Linked DNA regions of Homo sapiens: region 2 is linked to region 1. The links are chromatin contacts, found by Hi-C in ENCODE. All regions are on one chromosome and are shown on one strand. The core of a region is the stretch at or near the end of the contact, and the rest is flanking DNA. Distances in the headings are between cores, read along the strand shown.

What was found. Hi-C counts contacts between places; a loop is a spot of excess contacts on that map. Pooled maps may share reads with other maps.
Region 2: a loop to region 1 is called in a pooled map, with 2.6 times the contacts of the local background. The contact joins two enhancer-like sites. A Hi-C loop is called at or near these places in 3 of 168 maps with a recorded cell type or tissue (IMR-90, MCF 10A and sigmoid colon) and 5 of 50 pooled maps.

The regions. Positions count from the first base shown.
Region 1 is chr9:115,017,509-115,020,278 of GRCh38, reverse strand. TNC (tenascin C) reads left to right here. Exons shown (of 28, transcript NM_002160.4): 28 at 1-704. Among named protein-coding and RNA genes, the nearest start is that of TNFSF8, 88 kb to the right of the region's middle. Within about 2 kb of position 1,343, at least 5 of the 41 ENCODE cell types and tissues checked have a DNase peak (open chromatin) inside an H3K27ac peak, as active enhancers do.
Region 2 is chr9:115,203,948-115,206,717 of GRCh38, reverse strand. All of the region lies in intron 1 of DELEC1 (deleted in esophageal cancer 1), which reads right to left. Among named protein-coding and RNA genes, the nearest start is that of DELEC1, 64 kb to the right of the region's middle. Within about 2 kb of position 1,382, at least 2 of the 41 ENCODE cell types and tissues checked have a DNase peak (open chromatin) inside an H3K27ac peak, as active enhancers do.

The sequences.
Region 1 (2,770 bases), core at 94-2,593:
GAGTTTGAGACCAGCCTGAGCAACATAGTGAGAACTTGTCTCTACAGAAAAAAAAAAAAAAAAAAATTTAATTAGGCAAGCGTGGTAGTGCGCACCTGTCGTCCCAGCTACTCAGGAGGCTGAGGTAGGAAAATCACTGGAGCCCAGGAGTTAGAGGTTACAGTGAGCTATGATCACACTACTGCACTCCAGCCTGGGCAACAGAGGGAGACCCTGTCTCTAAATAAAAAAAGAAAAGAAAAAAAAAGCTTACAACTTGAGATTCAGCATCTTGCTCAGTATTTCCAAGACTAATAGATTATGGTTTAAAAGATGCTTTTATACTCATTTTCTAATGCAACTCCTAGAAACTCTATGATATAGTTGAGGTAAGTATTGTTACCACACATGGGCTAAGATCCCCAGAGGCAGACTGCCTGAGTTCAATTCTTGGCTCCACCATTCCCAAGTTCCCTAACCTCTCTATGCCTCAGTTTCCTCTTCTGTAAAGTAGGGACACTCATACTTCTCATTTCAGAACATTTTTGTGAAGAATAAATTATGTTATCCATTTGAGGCCCTTAGAATGGTACCCGGTGTATATTAAGTGCTAGTACATGTTAGCTATCATCATTATCACTTTATATGAGATGGACTGGGGTTCATAGAAACCCAATGACTTGATTGTGGCTACTACTCAATAAATAATAGAATTTGGATTTAAACCCAGGTCTTCTGGCTCCAATGTTCCTGCTCTTTCCCGGTCCCTTAATGAAAATCTCTCCTTCTTTGGGGAAATGTGTGCTGTGGCAAGAGAGTGAAGGTTGCAGAATGGGATATGGGGGCAGTTCAACTGGATGCTTCCTCAGGCTTCTACAATCCTGAACTCTGAAAACTAGGAAGAATGTCTATTAGGAATATCGCCTTCTCCTCTACACTGCAGTCCCCAAAAAGGGAGCAAGCCCATATTCCTCCAGCCTCAGACTGAACACATCTAGTGATGGGGAACCCATTGCCTGGATGGCAGGTCTGTTAGTCCTCAGCAAATATAGTGAGTCAGAACTGCTCAACGCATAACATTTCTCTTTTTAAACAAGGGTATATGGGGGGAGAGTAATTCCCAGTTCATTCTCTTAGGGATTTTCAGAAAATTGACTTATTTAATAAAATAAGTCAAGTTTGGGCTGATAGGCCTCATTCAAATGGAATGTGATGGCTCTGGAGCAAGGATCAGAGGAATTTATGGTTCCAGCCATATCCTTTGTTGCTGAGTTTATCTTGCTTTAATAAATGCTGTCATGTTAGATACACAATGTGCTGTTCCAGATCATAAGAACGGTTGCATGCAATTCAGCCATAGCAACGCTCTCCTGGCTATATAAATCCAAACAAACGGGCTCCCTGTAGCAACCAGGCCTCGAGTTGGAGGCTTACCTCTCCACTGGCTGCTGACTTGTGAGTCTCTAAACCCAAGTCCTATCTCCTCTCCAGAACTGTAGATGTACTTAATTAAGCTTGAAGGTATTCCCCACAAGCCACACAAGAATCAAATTTGGATTGGTGAAGAAGCCACATCAAACAGGAGTCAGTAATAACCCAAATGGGGACAGGGCAGGCAACCGGGTCTGAGGCCATGGCATTCAAAGACCACAGTCTCTAGTGTGAGCTAATCATTTCTCAAACGTGTCCTTCAGCCTCTGGCTCTGTGGCTTGTTTCAGGAAACCTCTTCCATCTTGAAAGTTCTCTTAAAATTCCACTTCACCCTCAAGACCTGGGCCCTACCCCTGCCCCCATGAAACAGTCAAAATATCTCTATTGGGAAGTAATTTCCAGGGTGTTCGACCTTCCCTTTGTTCCTTCTCTCATCTGCTCCCCTTCTCCCTGCTCTGTGTACTTCAAGGCCACCCTATTTTCATTGCATCAATGACTCCCAGCTTCCAGGTGGATGTCAAAATGGGAAAAGCCAGCAGGACATTGAAGGGAAGAGACTATGAGTGGGGGTGGGTCAGGGCACTTGTTGCCCAGCTCCATCTATACAGCATCACAGTGGGCTGTCAGCATCCACATAAGAGAGCCGTAGCCACTGTCAACTGACTGTCTCCATGCAACTCTCTCTTCAGGTTTAGAAAAGTGCTCTCTCACTTGCCCCTTCTAGCCTAGGAGCAGTCATGGCACCCTAGCTGCTGCTAGACTTGGGGACCTGTGCTAGGCTCTGTGGCTCTCCTCCACCCCCTCTCCTTTAACTCTCCTCAGGGACCCCGGCAGGCTCGCCCACCCCTGGGAGCACTGAGTGCCACTGTTACAGCTGCCTGCTGGCCTTATCCATTATGATTTCTACTTCCTGCCCCTCTTCCTATAGTGATTATTGGTCATTTAATGGCTTCCCAGCATCCAAAGTCCTTTCCAGTTTTAGGAAATTTGAGAACCTTGCCTCCTACCAAGGAAGCCACAGAGGAAAATACTCTTTCCTCCTCCCCTTGATAGCCAGGGCATGGGCACGTAACTTGGGCTTTGCCAATTAGATGCCCACAGAGGGACTTCTAACCTTTAGCAATGAATGCAAAACATAGAGTGTAGGAGACTGGCTCCCCCACAGAATCTAGCACTGAGGCCATCTATCCGTGGGATCTGTGGCCCAGCACCACGCAGGGTATAGCCATATCTCTCTCTAATGGTGACAGTTGTTTCCAGCAGTGACAAAGGCAGACTGGCTGATGATTCCTGCTACCTGGCCTCCTTTGGTTCCTGATAATTTTCTGTGCCTGCTTCTTCAAACTTTCTGTCAGTTTT
Region 2 (2,770 bases), core at 133-2,632, 190 kb before region 1:
TTCCCCAAAACCAGAGGAATGCAATCTGCCTACCATGTTACACATCTGATCTCCAGAACTGTGAGTCTGTGTTGTTTCAGACCACTAAGTTTCATGTTGTGCGGCAGCAATAGAAAATGAATGCACTCTCCTGTCCAAAGCCCCTCTTTTTTCTTGCCCAAAATCCAGCTTCTTAATCATTAAGTCACTCTTCACAATGGAGCCTCCCAACTTTCCAGCCTTATTTCTTGACCTCCAACCCCAAAATTAATATCAATAGCTAATATTTATTTTGTACTTAACTATATGCCAAACACTAAACCAAAATGTGTATATATATATAAAACATATATATTACATATATTTGTTAACTCATTAAATTCTGACAATAACATACAAGATAGGAATTATTATTGTCCTCCTTCTTACAGATGAGGAAACTTGAAAAAGGTACACAACTTACTTAAGGTCCAGAATTAATAGTAGTAAGGGAAAGATGTAAATTCATACCAGTTTGATTTCAGCATCTCTGTTATTAAACAGTATGTTATATCTCAACCTTGGAGTTTTCAGACAACATCCCTACTCTTTCGTATTCCTAGAAACACTGTAGAGAAGAATGAAGCCATGATATAGAATCAAGAGAAACTGAGTAAAATAGAGGAGTAGGGACTCTGAAGAAGAGGGGCTTTAGGAATATTAGAAGCAAAGTGAGATGGCTCAAAGCTGATGAGGACTGGGTGAGCCAACATTAGACATATGCTGGATTATTTCCTTTATAGGGCCCTGGACATACTTGTTGGGCCAGGAGAAAAATATTAAAGGGGAGGTATGGAGGTAGACATAGCCAGCTGAGCACGCTTAGTGCCCAAGAATAAATTTTTCTATCATCAAGTCCATTCTTCTGCCTCCATTTTTTAGGGATACTCAGTAAGACTGGTGTGACTTTCCCCATGTTACTTGAAAATGAACAGCTTAAGGAAGAGGGAAAAGTAAACCAAGAGCCAGAGGATGCCATATGGTGTGGTGATGATCAGGACTAACTCACAAACCAGACAACCTGGGATTAGTACCAGAGCTGAGTTTTTCATTCCCATTTTTCTTGGTTCTAAAACTCATGTTCTTATCCTAATTCCATGAATATTTAACAGACAAAACATGTTAACTCAGCTAACCAGAATGAAATGGATAGAAACTTCCTCTTACCTATCTTAGCTCTATAGAAAATCAGAATAAAAAATCTGATCTGGCTATTTGAGGACACAAGAATGATGAGCAGAGTTTTAAGTCTGTGAAGGATACAGTCCAAACCAGGTTCATATCGTGGTTCACTCTGCATATCTAAACAAGTTTACCCAACCTTGGGTATGACTCATTTGCTGAAGGAGACATATATCTACCTCTGACTCAATAGAAAAGAAGTAACTCTAAGACAGTAATTTCCTTAATTGGGCAAAGCCTAGGTCATTTGAAAGGGAAAGCATTCCCCAGCCTCATGGTTATCACCAGCCTCAGTCTCATATCTTCAGTGTCTTCCCTATATCTTTGTCCATCTTCCACAGAGTTATTAAAGTGATCTCTTTAATATGAAAATACTTACTGATAACTTGCCTCAATATCCATCCTTCAGTTCTAGCAGAAAACCACAAAGCCTGATTTTTTATATGGGCTCTTGACCATCCAGAGCAAAGACTGTATTTCCCAACCTTTAATGCAGCTGAGTGTAGACATGTAACTAAGTTCTGATGTATAAGATAAAAGCAGAAGTGTCTTGTGCAAGCTTCTGAGGACCTTCCTTAAAAGAACACTGGTACCTCTGTGTAACTCTCTTCTTATTTACCATTGTTTCCACCTTGTTGCCCTGATTATAGGTTTAGAATGTGAGTCTGAAGGTCACATACGGGGATGGTTGAAAAAATATTGAATTCCTAAACAGCCATCATATTAATCCTCGACTATGTAACGCCAGACTTTTAGATGAAAAACAAACTCCTACTGTTTTTAGGCCAGTATTAATTTAGAGTTTCACATTACTAACAATCAAATCCAATCCTAAACAATACGTCCATCATGCGTTTTTTGTTTAAAACCAATCCATGGTTTCCAATTGCCCTCAGAGAACAATTCTAACTCCCTTAGTAAAACCTATAAGGTCCTTGTAACCTGTATATTTAATATCATCTTTTTAGCTTCCCTGCTTATATTTTAACAAATTAACAATACCTAATGACCTGTATTTCCCTAAGTATTCCACAATTCCATAATTTGTTCTGTTTTCACTTCTCTAAACAGACTGTCAACTTCTGCTTTGAATTCCATCCTCACCTATTTGATAGAAAAGTGTCACCTCTTCTGACAAACCATCTCTTACCCTTTAGACAAACTGATGCACTCCTTTTACTCTATTCCAATTATACCTGATCAATCATCCATTTAACAATTGCTTCAACATAAATGAGGGGTTTGTTTGTATTTCCAACTCCACCACTACACTGTTTTCTTAATAGAATAATGTCATGCTCAACTTTGAAACCACATATACTGCCAGACACATAATAAATGCTCAATAAATTCTTTTAAGTGAATAAATAATATTAATCATGCAGCCATCTTATATTGTCAATCAGATGCCTCAGTATAACTTCGTTGATTCTTTAAACTATGTCTTTGGAACTTGTCTTGATGTGAATTCAGGCTGTGCCATCTAAAAGCTGTGTCCTTAGGCAACCCTCTTTCCATTTCTGAGTATCAGCTTCTTCTTCTTTAAAATAGAAGACCTACTTCATGGTAC